Regions from separate parts of the Homo sapiens genome. Here region 1 is linked to region 2. The links are chromatin loops, found by intact Hi-C in ENCODE. Cell type or tissue: gastrocnemius medialis. All regions are shown on one strand. Each heading gives the region's core, and the rest is flanking DNA. Links, peaks and the distances in the headings are about the cores only. Region 1 overlaps LINC02236 (long intergenic non-protein coding RNA 2236). Region 2 overlaps ADCY2 (adenylate cyclase 2).

Region 1 (8,763 bases), core at 2,620-6,619, 630 kb before region 2:
GGTAAACATATTGAACATCAGTCTAAATCTAGGCTTAATTCAAAATTTATAATAACTTGGATGGAGTTGGAGATGTTTTACCATGTGTCGTTTCTTTTCAACAAAATTGTTCAACAAAATGAAAAAATATTTCATTTCAACAAAATGAAAAAATGTTTTCAACAAAAATGTTTATTTTCAACAAAACTAAAATGGCATATTGGCTGTGGTCCTTCCCAAGGTGATTTAGATGAGATAGTATGAAACGTTTTCCTTTCAGATAAAATTAATGGGAAAATGACTCCCCCTAGGACTCTGACAATAAGGACCTAGAAGTCATTTTGAAATGCAATTAGACAGTTTGGATGTGGTTTTAGCTCCCGGCTGCCATTAGTGAGAGCTTAATTTTGGTCTCATGCAAATAATGCTGTGTCTATGAGAGAATCGCCAAACATGAACTTTGCAGGGCAAGAAGCAGGGATGTATTTCTATTTCTAAATTTAAGCCTTGAGACAGTTAACTCAAGGAAATGATGAAGCGTGTATAAAAGACGACTTCAGAGACTTGTGAAGAGATCGCCATTAAGAGAATTTATCACTTACTGAAGATTATCGTTTTTAAATTTTGAAAGATTTAAAAACACAAAGAAGAATCCCAGAAACATACATATTCATGATTTAACAAATGTTAACATTTGGGCACTTTTCCTTTATGTTATTTTTTTAAATATATTTTTCTGTACTTAATGCTTTTTAAAAAATAGACACATAGAAAATTACAAAAGTAATCATGATCATGCATTTGGTGAATATTCTTTAGCACTGCTAAAAGGGATGAAATAATGGAAGCACACGGAGGCCTAGAAATCTGTCCTTCATTTGTGATGGATGTGTGTCCATCTGCTCATATCGAGACTGGGTCCATCTCAGTGGCCACCTAAGAACAGAAAATGCACAACCTGGAAAGATTTTAACATAGAATCATATAATCCTAGTTTTGGAAGGGCTTTTAGGCCACCTAGTCTGATACCGTGATTTACAGATGAGGAGCCTGAAACTGAGAGATGAAATAACGCTAACAAGGGCTTATCGTTCAAGTAACACATATTTGTTCCCTGGATGTCATCCACTGAATAAATGGAAAATTATAGCTATGGGTCAGGAAAAAGCTCTGAGAAATGAGGACTGCCTGAGCATTTGTATCATAAATGGGTACTTGGAGCTAATTTATTTCCTAAATAACAACAATGAAACTGCTCTGCTGCAGGCCTGCAAATGCACGCGCCAGAGTCTGGAATGATTGTTGGCTGATGCCTCTCAACATTCTCTGCATGGAAATTTCGTGGAGTCAGACACAGATTATGAACAGTTGACAACTTCGCGTCCAGCACAAAGGAAGCGGCATGGGATAGTTGATTTGTTAGGGCACACACTTGGTTACAAAAAGTTTTGTTTTGTTTTAAACTGTGGGACTCTCAGATTCTTAAATGTGCCATATGCAATGTTTCTCAAACTCAATTAGGGCACCCTTTCTCAGAATATGTTACAGAACAATGTCCCATAGAACACAGGGTAGGAAACTCTTGCCTAAAGGTAAGAAAATGTCAGGATGGGAACAGTGCAGGTTAAAAGAAAATTCTTACATCTCTGCTGCAAAACAGACCCCGTTTTAGAATGTTTTATGTGCACTCTATGGAGCATTGACTGTTCTGCAGAATGTTGTAAGGTAGATTCTGTTGTGGCCTCCAGTTACGGGTGAAGAAGCTGGACATGGAGGTAGTAAGGAACTCGTCAGTGGTGGCTGCTGCTAAGTGGCAGGTCAGGCTCAGTCTTGGAGCCCAAGCTGCTGCGTGCTGCCCTCTGTGTGTGGCCATTGTTTCCCAGCCCTGGCTCTCTGTTTCCATCTGTTCCTGCACCTTCACTCTGAGCTCTGGATTCTTGGCCTCATTTTCATCCCTCCAATGACCTGTGCAGCCTCCACCTCTGGGTCTTTGCACATGCTGTTCCCTCTTCCCTTCTTTTCCAGTTAATACCTACTCACCCTGAGACGTCAGCTCAATGTCACATTCTCAGAACCCTTTTCTGGACCTGTCACACTATGCTTCTCTGTTGCCCAGGATCACGTCCCTTCCCACAGGCCTTGGCATAGGCAGATGAGGATGCCCCTCCTCTCCAGCAAAGGCAGGGCCAGACCGGGCTTGCTGTTGATGTCTGTGTATGGTGCCCAGCAGAAGGCGGGGGCTCAACTCATACAGCAAAGATGAGGGTCCCTTCCCACTGGCTAGCCACTCATATTCACAAGAGTGGAAAAGACTGGACCACTCCCTAGTTGGCTGATGATGTGCTTGCTCTGTATCTTAGAAGAGTTAAAGCATAGTTAGTATTGACTATGGTTTGTGGTCTCAAAGTCCGTCTCTCCGAAATGGAAAATACCCACAAATTTCAAATGTCTCTGCTTTTAAATAACAAAAGTCATGTCTCAAAGTACTAGTGAAAGCATTACCTCTTTTGGACCCTTACTGTCAGTGGTATTTTTGTATGTGTATTTTGATTATCTGGCTCTTATATACTAAGAAGGAAAACAAACACCACACCTCTCTTATTAATGCAGCTGACACATTTACCTCCCTCTATTAACAACTTTTAAAAGTGGCATTCTGAACAGAATGAAAGGGTCGTCATTAATCTCAGGCTCTAGTTACCATTAGGTTATCTTTCTCTAGGGATCCAGTTACTGACCCAGCACCTCTCTGAGCTTAGGACATAATTATTGCTGACTCCCTACCTGCAGTGCTTGTGAGCAGCAATAAGAAAAGATGATGGGAAAGCAGTTTGCAAATGCCAGATATTACATGAATGCTAAATTATTAATTGCTACTGCTCACCTCGCCCCTTGTGAACTCTCTCTGACAATGGTAATTTTAAGATGGGAGTTTTTCTTACTATGCTTTATGAAAATCTCAAACTCAAACTCAAAATCCAACTTACAGATATCTTTTGCATTTGAAAAGTGTTTTTATAGGATAGGGCTAGGTTTTTATTTTTTGCTCCCATGTCTTAGCTGGAACAACAGGGTTCTCAAGTTTCCACGTTCTGTGTCAGCTGTCAAACCTTTTGTTTGTCATTTCTGCAAAGACTCTCTCTGTCTCTCATTGCTAGTCACTGACCAATCCTCAAAGCTGAACAGAAAGTACATTCATGATTTGTGCCGGTCTGATGTCTGCACCTACCACCATGTGCACAGATCCAGGACTCCAAGCTGGGGCCTGCCAAGAGGAGCCTGGACCTGGGGAAGTGGAGGTACCATCTTGTGAAACAGCACCTCTGGTGGAGGAGGGGGCTCCACGTCCAGCCTTGCTGATGTTCTCCGTGTCTTGGAGATGAGAAGCCTCAGTTAGATGAGGACCTGGGTCAGTAACTGGATCCCTAGATAAAGGTAGCCCAATAGTAACTACAGCCGGAGATAAATGATGACCCTTTCATTCTGTTCAGAATGCCACTTTTAAAAGTTGTTAATAGAGGGGTTGGGCATGGTGGCTCACGCCTGTAATCCCAGCACTTTGGGAGGCTGAGGTGGGAGGATCACCTGAGGTCAGGAGTTTGAGACCAGCCTGGCCAACATGGAGAAACCCTGTCTCTACTAAAAAGAGAAAAATCAGCCAGGCATGGTGATGCACACCTGTAATCCCAGCTACTCGGGAGGCTGAGGCACGAGAATAGCTTGAACCCCACGAAGCGGAGGTTGCAGTGAGCTGAGATTGCGCCACTGCACTCCAGCCTGGGTGACAGAGTGAGACTCTACCTCAAAAAAAAAAATTGTTGCTAGAGGGAGGTAAATGTTTCGGTGTTAATGAGAGAGGGACAGTGTTTGTTTTCCTTCTTACTATATAAGCATCCACAGGTGTCGTGGGGCAGGAATCACTGGCTCAGGGTATCAGCGAGAACTCATGTTAATCCCAGCCTGTTTACTCCTGCTCTTGGCTTCAGCCAAGCCCTGGACTCAGGTGTTTCTGTTCAAGATGAGACGTGGTCTTCTCCTGCCATCTTTAGATGGTTCCTCCTGAGGACCTGGATCCTAGCACCACCCTTGGAAAAATGGTGACTTTCTGGCAGCAAGGCCAGCTGGTGCATTGTGAGTGAGGGAAGCCCATTCACACCAGAATTTCTGTCTAGCAATGAGATCAAGCCAAAGAGCCTTGAAACTGCAAGAAGCTTTGGCTCTAGGCCACAAGACTTTTGCAATCAGTGTTGAGCCTATTCAGGCTTCAGTCTGCAAAAGGCAAGGAAGCAGAATAGCTCAATGTCAGATAAGGCTGCTGTTTGGTTAAGGTCCCGGGTTTTTGGCTGTAAGTGAAGTTGATAAGTATTTTATAAGGCGTGGGAGGGCCTGCTTGAAATGAGGTGTGCAAGGCATTGAGATGTGCCCCAAACAGGAAATGTGCTCCACAGATTATGGTTATTTCCAGGGGACTTCTGTTTGATCTCTTTTGGCCAGGTTTTGTGCCTGATGATTATATACCTGGAATCTTGGCAGCTACCTGCCTGGCTCCTGGCCAAGCATGAGGACTTTGCCTGCACACAAATTATCCATGGAGTGAGACAGTTATGAGCAAGAATCCTGATTTTCCCATTAGCAGCTGGGCGACCTCAGGCGTGCTACTTAACCTCTCTGAACACTCATATCTCTAAAATGGAATTCACATGTCCAGCAGGTTTTGTCAAGGTTAATAATAAAGCTTTGGAAAAGCCTGGTGTGGTGTATGCCTCACAATTGGGAGCTACTGCTGGTATGCTAAACATACGTCGGCAGAAATTGGCTGCAGGTCCTCAGAACCTGTGCTCTGGCCTGATCTGTTGCAATCATGGTGGGTTGGGGCCTGTGTTAGTCCTTAGACTAGCATCCAGATATTGGAGGGTTTTCACCTTCTCTGAGGTTTAGGCCATGAAATAAAATCAGATTTTCATGTTTGTCTGAGCAAAGTGGTTGGCTGGTGTCTGCCCAGCTGCTCTGCAGGTGGACGCAGTGATGGAAGCAGGACTCAGAGGTCTATTTGGGCTTCAATGCTTAGCCTCGGTCTCTCATTCGGCTTTACTGATGACAATGCTGCAATTTTCAGCCCCTTCTGAGTCTTGGGTGAATTTCTCAATTAGGTTCGAAGCTGTGAGATCAAGGTATGGTTAATTAGCATTTTCCAGTAATTTCAGGGAAATCATAGGAGGATTCATATTATTGGAGAGGAATCTATTTTCTGTTATTTAAGGATCACGATGAGCCATTTTCTTGTAACTAACTAGAAGATTATAGACTCTAGCATGTGTGTAAGTGTATGGATAGACTCTAACATATGTATATGTATATATGTGGGGTGGTATGTCTATATATATATGCTGTGTGTGTATATGTATGTGTGTATATATAATACATATCTATGCAAATGGTCCTACTGAAAATTTGCCAATGGTACAACCAAATTCAGAAAAACAATATGAATAGTAATTAACAGCTTGTTAAATTTGAAATGCTTTTAAATTTATCTCACCTGTTCAAGTAATAAAGTGACATGGTTCTACTCTGACATTTTCAGTCTTGATTAAACATTGTATGTGCCTAATGTCATGTATGTCATTGTCACGTATGTGCCTCATGTCCTCCTGCTCCTCCTCTGTCCCCAGGCACAGGTGTGCTGGAGCCAGCTGTGACCTCTGTTCCTAACTTCACGCTCGCGAACATTAAGTCAGTCACTTAAAATCGGCCATGGGGAGAGCCTTCACACCATGGCAATCGGCAAAAGCAGCAAAATAGATCCCTCTTATCCCCAGGGGAGTCTACTGTGAAAACTCACCTGCCCACCCCTGTTTCTAGCTTCCAGTATCTGGAAAGCCCAATTTCCATATGAAGGCTGCCACATTAATGTGTAAAACCTTGAAATCTCTTCGAGAAAAGTGGTTGTGATCAGCAAGTGTCATTAGGTGTACCTGGGAGCCTTGGCTGAGCGCCAGGGGAAGCTTCTCTGTTTCCTGCGCCAGCACTGGCATGCCATGCCTGGCGATACCGGGAACCCAGACATAGGTCTAATCTTGTGTTTCACAGCTGGTCTTCAGCCCAAATGGCAATGCAAAGAAAACATACTTTAATGCCTCATGAGAAGAGTTTTGCAAATAAGACTGACATAGCCTTAGATAGAGGGTCAGGCACAGGATCTGTCCAAGCACCTTCCCGTCTCATTAGGTGGTGGATCTGCAGGTGTAGACACAAGCTGTCTGCTAAGTATACTACAAATGGAGCCTCCTCTAAGGGGGCTGATCTGGGATGCAGGGACATTGTGGGAAGTGAATTTACACAGATACAGACACTTCTGCCTTTCTTTGACACCGGAATGTGGTAGTAAAATGCATTACTTTGTTTAGGAAAGAATCCCCTAATGAGTCTATAACACCTTTTATGATGCCCCATTGACTACATTACCGTTGCTTGCAGGGTTTTTTCTTCTTCTTTTTTATGGGTTTATTGAGTTATAATGTTCATACCATACAATTCATTCACTTTAAATGTACAGTGATATTTAGTAATAGAAACTTGTTCAACCATCACCACCATCAAGTTTCAGAACATTTTCATCATGCCAAAAAGTTCCTTCTCACTCATTTGCAGCCAGTCCTGCTCCCGCGGGCCACTGTAGCTACAGACAACGACTCATCTTTCTGTCTATAAGTTTTAATCTTTTCTAGAAATTTTGATATAAATAGGGTCATGCAATTTTACTATTTGGTGGCTGGCTTCTTCCACTTAGCATAATGCAGTGAGGTTCAAATGTGTTGCTGCCTGTATTTGCAGTTTGCCTCTTTTATGCTGCGTAGTACTCCATGGCACAAATATACTACATTTTGCTAATTTTCCTGTTGATAGAGATTTGGATGCTTTCCCGCTTGGGGCTGTCATGGATGTTGTTGTTATGAACATTTTTATAAAAGTCTTTTTGTAGACATATGTTTTCTTTCTCTAGGGTAGCTAGGAGTGGAATGGCTGGGTTGTGTGGTAAGTATATGTTTAACCTTTTAAGAAACTGCCAAATTGTTTTTCAAAGTGTCTGCCCCATTTTACATCCCCTCAGGCATGAGAAAAAGGGATCTAAGTTCTCCTTATCCTGAACTTGGTATTCTTTTTTTTTTTTTTTTTTTTGAGATGGAGTCTCTTTCTGTCATCTAGCCCGGAGTGTAGGCTGGAGTGCAGTGGTGCTATCTTGGTTCACAGCAATCTCTGCCTCCCAAGTTCAAGTGATTCTCCTGCTTCAGTCCCCTGAGTAGCTGGGACTACAGGCACATGCCACCATGTACTACTGATTTTTGCATTTATAGTAGAGATGGGGTTTTACCATGTTGGCCAGGCTGGTCTTGAACCCCTGACCTCAAGTCATCCACCTGCCTCGGCCTCCCAAAGTGCTGGGATTACAGGCATGAGCCACCGCGCCCGGCCTTTTTAGTCTTTTTGAGTATAGTCTTTCTAGTGGGTATGGTGAACCCCAAATATCTGAGACAGTTCAAGTTATTTCCAGTTTCCCCTGTAATTTTTTTCTTTGGCCTATAGGATAATATACTAATATATCTTGTCTTAAAATCTATTTTGCTTGATATTACTATAGCCTCTCCAGCTTTCTTATGGCCACTGTTCTCACAATATACATGTTTTTTTTTTAAATCCTTTTACTTTCAACCTATTTGCACCTTTAAATGTAACTTGAATCTCTCATAGACAGTATTTCAATTAGGTCTTACTTGTCTTTCTGACAATCTCTGTATTTTATTTGGTGCATTTAACCCATTGACGTAGTTGCACTTTTGTCTACCATTTTGCTATTTTTTTTTTTTCTGTACGTCTTGTTTTTGGTCCTTTACTGCCTTCTTTTATGTTAAGCAAATAGGTTTACTGAACCATTTTAATTTCTTTCTTAAATTTTTCCTTGTTGCTGCTATTGAGCTCCAGGTATTCCAGCCATGTCTAGTCCATTGCTTGGCCTCTTCTGGCTTCCATTGGGTTAAATTGAGATGCTTTTCAAAGTTTTCTCCCCTAAAGGGTTTTCTCTCCCCTTCTCCCTCTTGTACATCTACAAAGTTTGACCATGTCTGTTGCCACGGGGCCAAGCTGAGAGAGGGTGTCAGCTCACAAGATGGCCTGAGCTCCAAGGGTGACAGAGCACACATCTCTGCGGGGCTCTTTTTCAGTCTTAAACAACCTCGCACCTTTCTTGGCTCCAGCAATACCAGGGAATAGTCCTGTTTTTTAGGGGTCCAGGTGGCTTCTCACAGCCCCCTTGCATGGATGATCCCCAGTGGATGCAGTAGCTTCTTGAGCTGAAAGCTCCTTCTGAGAATGGGGAGTCTCAACTCGCTTTGCTGCCTCTGGGTGGCTGGGATCCTAGCTCGTTTTCTAGCTCTCTGTGGTGCCCTCTGATGACACATCGGGACAGGTTTCTTGCTGTGCCAGATTTGGCTTCACTGGTGTCTGTGCCCTCCCATCCAGTTACGCCTCTTCTCACCTCCGTGCTGTCCTCAGCTCGCCTGGGCATTGCTGAGTATGTTTGTAGGGTCTACCACTCACGGACCTCCAGACATAGGTGAGAATCAGTTCTTTTTCTTAATTTTTTTAAATTTTATTATTAAATTTTTTTTTATTATACTTTAAGTTCTAAGGTGCATGTAACGTGCAGGTTTGTTACATATGTATACATGTGCCATGTTGGTGTGCTGCATCCATTAACTCATCATTTACATTAGGTGTATCTCCTAA
Region 2 (8,763 bases), core at 1,514-5,513:
GTATAACAAGTATCAATTAATGCCTTCGAGTGAAGATGCTTCGCTGAGTGATACTGCATGTCATATTGATGAAATTTAATTATTTTTAGTGTTTTTTTTTTAAATAATCAGTCAATATAAAAGTTAATGGACATGTACACACATTTTCTTGACTTGATGACTAGGATGATAGCGTGCTGGTAAACCACCTGACAGAGGAAAAAAAATAAAGAAAAAAAGCCCTGATTTATAGTGGTTGCTGTTTTCCAAGGCATAACTATGCCCCCATGGTTCATTTCAAGCTGCCACTGGCTCCCAAAATGCTTATATAACCACCATGATATTTGTGATGGTTAGTTTTATGTATTAACTTGGCTAACCATAGTACCTCATAATTCAATTAAACACACGTCTAGGTGTTGCTCTGAAGGAATTTTGTAGATATGGTGGCACATCTCTAATCAATTGACTTCAAAGAGGTGGTTCTTGAAATTCTGGGTGGACCTCACCCCATCAGCTGGAAGGCCTTAAGAGCAAAATTGGAGGCTTCCCAGAGCAGAAGACATTCTGCCTCAGGTCTGCAGCCTCAGCTCCTGCCTCAGTGTGTCCGGTCCACCAGCCCGCCCTCGTCATGTTAGACTTGGCAACCGCCACAATTACATAAGTGAATCCCTTAAACTCTCTCTGTTTTTCTGGTATAGGTCCTATTGATTCTATTTCTGTGATAGGACCCTGACTGATACACCATTATCACACTTAACAAAACTAACCATGTCTGCTTGCTGTGACACAATCCAGTCTATACTCTGATTGCCCCAGTTGTCTCAAAAACGTCTGTTGTTTGCATTTGGTTTGATGTAGTCAAAATCCCCATTAGGGACATTAATTGCATTTGCATGTTGTGCCTCCTGTGTGTCTTCTCATCCAGACTAGTCTCTCCTCTTTTGTTCCTATCCAACTTGAATCCTCTAAATTGCTCATCTTACAAGCTCTGTCTTGGGCTGTGCAATGCCTCACATTCTAGATTTGTCCATTTGCTATCTCCTTGGGCTTTTAGCTTGTGTCTGGGTCTTTGTACTGAATATGTTCTGTAAACTGAGCGGTACCTCTAATGGCTTCATTAGATTTGGTTTAACTTTTAATTTTTGGAGGCGAGGACAAAAATGCTACCCTGGTGGTGTGTGTTCCCCTGGTTGTGATCAGGAGAGATAGCGTGTCTTTCTGTCCCAGTCTTCCTGGGACTGAGATAGATCAGTGGACTCAGAGGGTGACAAACTGATGCCTCCACTGCTCTTTCTCTCACTGCCCTTTCATTTCTTGGTTTCATCTCTCACTCACCCTGGTTTGGACTCATTATTTCATTTGTTTCTCTACTTTTCTTGAAATTATCCTGTAAGGAACTTTCACTTATGAGTAGGGCTAATTAGTTTATCTGAAATGAAACTTGAATAGGAAAATAGGAATAAATTGTTAACTTTCTCAACAACTGCTAATTTTCAGAGTAAGGAATCTGTGCCCTATTACTCGGTGATTAATTTTTCTGGGGGGAGTTGCTTTCTTTTTGGAGGGCATCACATAAACTCTTGGATTGATACTCCTGAATATTATCCTAAATGTTCTTATGTAGTTGATGTGTTTCTATCAGTTACAGCCATTATTTTTGATGCTCAAATTATCCCTTCTTTGGCTAGTCAGAGCCCCATGACGTTCACTTCTGCATCCTTGGACACAGCCTGTTAGTCTTTCTTAGCTTTTGGATTTCTGCACAACAAAATACCCCTGACACACCCTCCATCTTTCCTTTTCCACAGCAGGGATGGGAATGGTGTTTAAGGAGGGCTCATTGCTCCATGTCATTGTTTTCATGTATTTTTAGGAGACAGAACTAGAAACGAAGTGTTTTTGAAGAGAAAGAGACCATGAGTTTATGCTAACATTTCTTATTTAAATTTAAAATTATGAGATCGGAACTTCAGTTTTATGCCTGAATATACTCTTACATTTAAAATCTACGTACTCAACACCTTTAAATAATTATTTATTCTTGTTTTATTGTGGAATACAAGGCCGGGCGTGATGGCTCACACCTGTAATCCCAGCACTTTGGGAGGCCGAGGCGGGTGGATCACGAGGTCAGGAGATCAAGACCATGGTGAAACCCCGTCTCTACTAAAAATACAAAAAATTAGCTGGGCGTGGTGGCGGGTGCCTGTAGTCCCAGCTACTCGGGAGGCTGAGGCAGGAGAATGGCGTGAACCCAGGAGGCAGAGCTTGCAGTGAGCCGAGATCACGCCACTGCACTCCAGCCTGGGCGACAGAGTAAGACTCTGTCTCAAAAAAAAAAAAAAAAAAAAAAAAAAAAAAGGATACGTATGTGAGCACGTACACATATTTATATATAATATACATTTTTGAAACACCAGTATTAACACTAATACTATGACCACTGATTGAGTGCTAAGATTTTTTTGTTGCTGTCTCCATTCTAAGGATGCATTTCACGAAATACATAGGGTCGGAATATTGTGTTTTAACATCCCTTGGAATATTTTCTTGCTGTTTTTGTGATTCTCCCTGATATATAGTTGTGTTGACTTTGTTTTAAATTTTCAGCAGTTTTCATCTGTAAAACTTAGATTGACTTTTTGGATATATAAAATGCATAATTCCAAACTTGTAACTATATGGCTATCTATATATAATCTCAGAGAGATTTCAGGTAAATCTTCCTCATACCTGCTATTTTTGTCCTGTTCTCTTCAAGCCCCTTTTGGTGAACAGTTCTGCTGGTTTTGGTTTTTATCTCTTTTTTTTTTTTTTTTTTTTGAGACGGAGTCTCGCTCTGTCTCCCCGGCTGGAGTGCAGTGGCGGGATCTCGGCTCACTGCAAGCTCCGCCTCCCGGGTTCACGCCATTCTCCAGCCTCAGCCTCCCGAGTAGCTGGGACTACAGGCGCCCGCCACCACGCCTGGTTAATTTTTTTTGTATTTTTAGTAGAGATGGGGTTTCACCGTGTTAGCCAGGATGGTCTCAATCTCCTGACCTGGTGATCCTCCCGCCTCGGCCTCCCAAAGTGCTGTGATTACAGGTGTGAGCCACCGCGCCGGGGCTGTTTTTATCTTTTTAGTTACTCCTTTTTTTTCCTCCTAAAGGATATTCTATAGCTAACACTCTGTATCAATATACAGAGCTCATTTTTTGGCTGCATGTTTCATTTCACTGTTTATCTTAATTCATTAATCATTCCAATATTGATTGACATTGGAGTTATTTTCAATCTTTTACTCTTAGCAATGCTACAATGAATAATTTTTTCCATTTTTGCCGGTGTATCTTTGGGATAGTCTCTAAGGAACAGGATTTTTAGGGCAAAGGATGAGCATGATATTGCTGGCTATTGTTCATTTTACTCCCCCGGGCTTGGACTGCTTTTCTTCCCCAGTAGTGCCTAACAGTGCCTGGGTTGCAGCTTGCCAATCAGGTGAGTGCATTATCACACAGTTAGAGAAACGACATCCCAAGGCAGATTTGATTTGCATTTTGTTTGTTATAAGTGAGCTTGAGCAGCTTTTCATGTGTCCAAAGGACATTTGAATTTTTTCTCCTCTCCACTGTTTGTTTGTGGTCTTGCCCGTTATTGGATTAGGTTGTTCTCCAGTTTTAAGAGTTCTTTATTCATAGGGATATTTGTCATTTACCTTTGATTTAAGTTGCAAAGATTTTCCCCAGTTTTTACCTTGTCTTTTGCATTTTGGTGTGATGTTTTGCATACAGAAGTTCTATTTTAAGTTTTTATGTAGTTAAGTAGATCAATCTTATAGTGTGTTTGGAGACATATTTAGGAAGTCTGTTTCCCCTCACTCCCACTGCTGGGTTATAAAGCAGTGCACTTTCATGAGCTCAGTTTTACACTTAGATTACTGATTCATGGGGCATTTGTCCCCGTGGGAAGTGTGACATGCATATCCAGTGTCATCTTTATCTATGTGGCTACCCAGCTGGCCCAGTGCAGTTTACTGGAAGGTCACCCTGCTTTCCTGTGCTTCATCTCCACTTGCACTCAGGTCATTTCATCGATTTCATTTTCTTCTGTTAGCCTCTGTGGGTGCCAGGACCACTCTGTTTTATTTTTGGAAATTATATGTTTAATATCTGCTAGATCTTTTATAATATTACACATTTTATAATGGACTTCCTACCCTCAGAAAAAAATTAAAACATGTAGATGTTTTTATGGGGATTGCATTAAAATTATAACTAAACCTAAAGAGAAGTGGTGACTTTGTGATCTCATCCAAAAACATTACATTTTCCATTTATGCATGTCTACATGAATCATTCTTTCAGGAGTGTTCTAAGTTCCTCATACAGGTTTAACACGTATCTCATTTATGTGCCTCAGCATTGCATTTTTTATCATTCATTCATTCAATTATTTTATTATGTAAAAGATATTTTCTAGCACTGTGTCTTCTTTTTTTCATATTTTTGTTTTAAATTGGGTTTATTGATTTTTCTCTCTTAAATTCATGTTCTGCTATTTGAAAGAATCCTCATATTGTTTTCAACAGTCTTTTAATGCACTTTTGAATCTTCACACAGTTTTATCTGCATATAAAGATTGTTTTATGTCTTTTCTCCTTCAATTCTGGTGCTTCTAATTGCTTTCTCTTGTCTCATTGCATCGTCTAATACATCCATTACCATGTTTAATAATAGTGGCGACAGTTGGCATCTGTGCAGTTTTTCTCACTCTAGTAGGAATCTCTCCAGTGTTTCCATATTAAGTAAGAGCTGGCATTTGGACTAAAATTTTTATATTTACATAATTACATTCAATGTTAAGTAAGCATCCATCAACTCCTCTTTTACTGGATGTTTTTATAAAGAATTGTTGTTGTATTTTGTTAAATGCCTTTTGATGTTTTTGGAAATGAATTTCATAGATCATTTAATATCTTCAACTATATTTAAGAAACTTGATTGTTCGTTGTAGTCTCTGGCATTATAAAGCACCTGTATTTGTTTTATTTTAAATAATTTTTATTCTAAATTTCATGATGTGTGATATCAAATTCTAACTTCAGATTATATTTTATTGCTTTTGCCTGGTAATTTCTTTTACATTTCTTTGTTTTTAAGCTTTCTGGGATATTTCAATTGTCTTTGTTGCTTGAGGCCAAGAATTCAAGACCAGCCTGGGCCACAGAGCAAGACCTTGTCTCTGAAATAAATACATACATACATACATACATACATACATACATACATACATACATAAATGTGAGTCTTTGGTATACAGAATAGAGTTATTGTTTTGTAACCCGAAAGTCTTGTTTTTATAGGTGAGAGAGGGCCATTTGCATTTATCGATGCAGTCAGCATTCTTGGTCTCAGTTCTGCTGTGAGTGAACACACAGTTGGATCCATACCCACGTGTGTGCACAGTATAGATACATAGTCTTGCCATGCGGTCTATTTGTTTTATTTGCTTATTTTAAAAGGGGAGATGGTTTCTTTTGGCACTTAGAAAGAACTATATTTTTCTTTTGCATTTGCCTTCTGTGAATACTCTTCTACAATGTTCTTCTACAATACCTCTTTGATAGGACTATTGGCTTCCTGCTCTTATAAGCACTACCAAAATTAATGAGTATCCACAGACCCTGCCCTCTCATGTTAAGTTCATCCTTGAATTCTGAAGGATGCTGCTTGTTTTGTTAGCTGCAGGTGACGCATGTGTTTCTTCACTTTCGGAGTGCGTCACAGTTACGCTGTCTGTCATCACTCTTTCCCTTAGTCGGTCATCTGGTACAAGGGCTGAAGTTAAATAGGCTCAGTGCCCACCACCCGACCTTACTCAGAAGCTTGTTCTGGGGATCCCTCCAGAACAAAATCCCCCAAGCTCTTCTGCAACTCTCGGGTCTCTCCTGTGGTCTCACCTCTAATTTAGGTTCTTGATGTCTCTGGCCTGGACGGCCCTGCACACTGAGGTCTAACTGCCTGTGACCCTGCCTGGCCACGGCTATTCCTGCCCCTCAGAGGAAAGGGCTTGCAGCATCATCCTGGCAGTGGGCATCATCCTGGCAGTGGGAAAGCAAGTCTCTTATAGGGATCCCTTCACTTCAGAATCTGGTTCAGGGAATTGAGATCCTGGACCTCAGGGCCTGTCCAGCTCTGTGCTGGTACAGGGTGGCTTCCAGGTCTGGTCAGGTAATCTCCACACCTCCCCCTACCTCATGTGATTTCTGTTTTTCAGCTTTGTTTGTCTGCCTTTCTTCTAGCAGAAATGTTCACTCCCACAGCCTGCAGCTGGGCAGTGAGTGGGAAGCCAGGGGGTCCTGCACAGTGAAGAGGTCGAGAGGCAGGAGGAGGCTATTCTGAGAGCAGGAAGAGATCAGCACAGTGGGGAGCTGGATCTTGCAGATGAGGGGCTTCCAGGGCCAAAGGTGGAAGATGCTGTTGTACCAGATCTCAGCAGAATTTCTTGCACTCACAGTTGGTTTAACGGGGAGGCTGGAGGGAAAATCCAGAAGAAAAGTGTCCAAAAGGCCGGAGCAGAGCCTGGGGAGGGGCTTACAAGGAGCAGGACCTAATGGGGCTGCAGAAGCTTTTCCTGAGGACCTGGGGCTTCCTACCGAAGGGAGGGGGCAGCTGCAGAGCTTGGCCAAGACTTCCACAGACACGGTGACCAGAGGGTGTCCCTTGAAGAGGCCTCCCAAATATCTTGGCACAAGCACCCCTCTGAAGTTGCTCTGCTTACAACAGGCCCTCTTGTGTGCAAACCCTGTGTGCTGTCTGGGGACACCTGGAACTCTGGCTTCTTCTAATCCCACAAGACCCTGAGGTAGGGATGGGGTCTTTCTGGTTATTGCTTCCCTCAGCTGCAGCTCTGGAGCTCCTTCAATATGAAGAGCTAAGTACCCTGTCCTACTTGTCTCAAAGGAGTTATCAGGAGAATACATTAAAGATGCAGAAGGGTCTCTGAAGAATGTCGTGTGCCAGACCCAGGTCAGGTGCTGTCTGTCCTTTTCCCTCGTGCTCAGAGTTTCTGGTGCAAAAAGATTCTCCCCTGAGTCTCTCTCTGTGTAGCAGATGGCTCTGACTTATTTTATGTAAGGCCTGTAACAGCTGTAGGTGTGTTGGTGTTGATCAGATTCATTCATTATTTTTTTTTTTCATCAACTTTTAAGTTCTGGGGTACATGTGCAGGATGTGCAGGTTTGTTACACAGGTGAGCGTGTGCCATGGCAGTTTGCTGCACAGATCTTCCCATCACCTAGGTTTTAAGCCCAGCATCCATTAGCTGTTCTTCCTGTTGCTCTCCCTCCCCTACCCTCCAACAGGTCCTCGTGTGTGTTGTTCCCCCACATGTGTCCATGTGTTCTCATCATTCAGCTCCCACTTATAAGTGAGAACATGTGGTATTTGGTTTTCTGTTCCCGAGTTTGCTGAGAATAAAGGCTTCTAGCTCCGTCTATGTCCCTGCAAAAGACATGATCTTGTTCCTTTCTGTGGCTGCATAGTATTCCATGGTGTATATGTACCACATTTTCTTTATCCAGTCTATCATTGATGGGCATTTTGATTGATTTCATGTCTTTGTTATTGTGAATACTGCTGTAATGGACATATGTGTGTATGTATCTTTATAATAGAATGATTTATATTCCTTTGGGGTATATACCCAGCAATGGAATTACTGGGTCAAATGGTATTTCTGCTTCTAGACCTCTGAGGAATCACCACACTGTCTTCCACAATGGTTGAACTAATTGACATTTCCACAACAGTGTAAAAGCGTTTTTTTCCCTCTGCAACCTTGCCAGCATCTGTTGTTTTTTGACTTTCTGATAATCGCCATTCTGACTGGTGTGAGATGGTATCTCACTGTGGTTTTGATTTGCATTTCTCTAATGACTGCTATCTTCTCAAGTTCAGAATCTCATGAAGCAAATCCATCAATTCATTCAATCCAGAAAAACCAATTTTTCTTTTAAGAAATGTTGTCCCCCAAAATAGACTGAGAAACAAAAACATGATTCTTCTTAAAATGAGTACTTCAAATGTGTTTTCAGTGTATTCTGTACTATTTTTGATACTGGGGTGAACAAAAGAGCACCTCTGCCTTACCTTTTCCTATGCAGAACTCTATCAGCCTGGTACTTTTTAGTTTAAAACAGAACAAGAACAACCAAGAGGTGCCAGCTTCACTTTCAGGCTGTGCTACTAAATATGAATAGCCAAAAAATACATAAAAATAAAATGGAATATCTGTATTCCCCTATTGTAATACATAATGACTCACTATAGGAGCTGGAAAGAAAAGGAGTTGATTTTCCACACTGGCAACAACCAACTCCATATACAGTATAGGCACACCTCATGTGATTGTGCTTTGTTCTATTGCACTTCTCAGATACTGAATTTTTTACAAATTGAATGTTTTTGGCAACCCTGTGTCAACAAAGTCTGTTGGTGCCATTTTTCCAACAACCTGTGCTCACTTATGTCACTGTGTCCCATTTTAGTCATTGTCACAGTATTTGAAAAGTTTCATTATTATGGTATCTGCTATAGTGACCTGTGACCCATGATCTTTGATATTATTTTAAGTGTTTTGGGGCACCACGAACCGCAGCCACATTTGACGGTGAACTTAATACATGCTGTGTGTCTTTTGACTGCTCCACTGACCAGCTGTTCTCCATCTCCCTCCCTCTTCTCAGGCCTCCTTATTCCCAGAGACATGACAATATTTAAATTAGGCCAATTAATAACCCTA

Evidence for each region. Hi-C counts contacts between places; a loop is a spot of excess contacts. Peaks named below come from ENCODE experiments on the same cell type or tissue, not always from the same donor. Only the 100,000 strongest peaks of a DNase experiment are listed, where the experiment ranks them.
Region 1: it touches region 2 in a loop (4-fold over the local background); 1 of 110 quality-filtered maps calls a loop at or near these places.

What each region holds. Positions count from the first base shown.
Region 1 is chr5:6,809,023-6,817,785 of GRCh38, forward strand. All of the region lies in intron 1 of LINC02236 (long intergenic non-protein coding RNA 2236), which reads left to right. Among named protein-coding and RNA genes, the nearest start is that of MIR4278, 15 kb to the right of the region's middle. In gastrocnemius medialis, for the core only: no CTCF peak of the experiment used is centred there; a DNase peak (open chromatin) is centred at 4,204.
Region 2 is chr5:7,441,327-7,450,089 of GRCh38, forward strand. The region is part of intron 2 of ADCY2 (adenylate cyclase 2); the gene reads left to right. Among named protein-coding and RNA genes, the nearest start is that of ADCY2, 50 kb to the left of the region's middle. In gastrocnemius medialis, for the core only: no CTCF peak of the experiment used is centred there; no DNase peak of the experiment used is centred there; H3K27ac peaks cover 1,745 bases.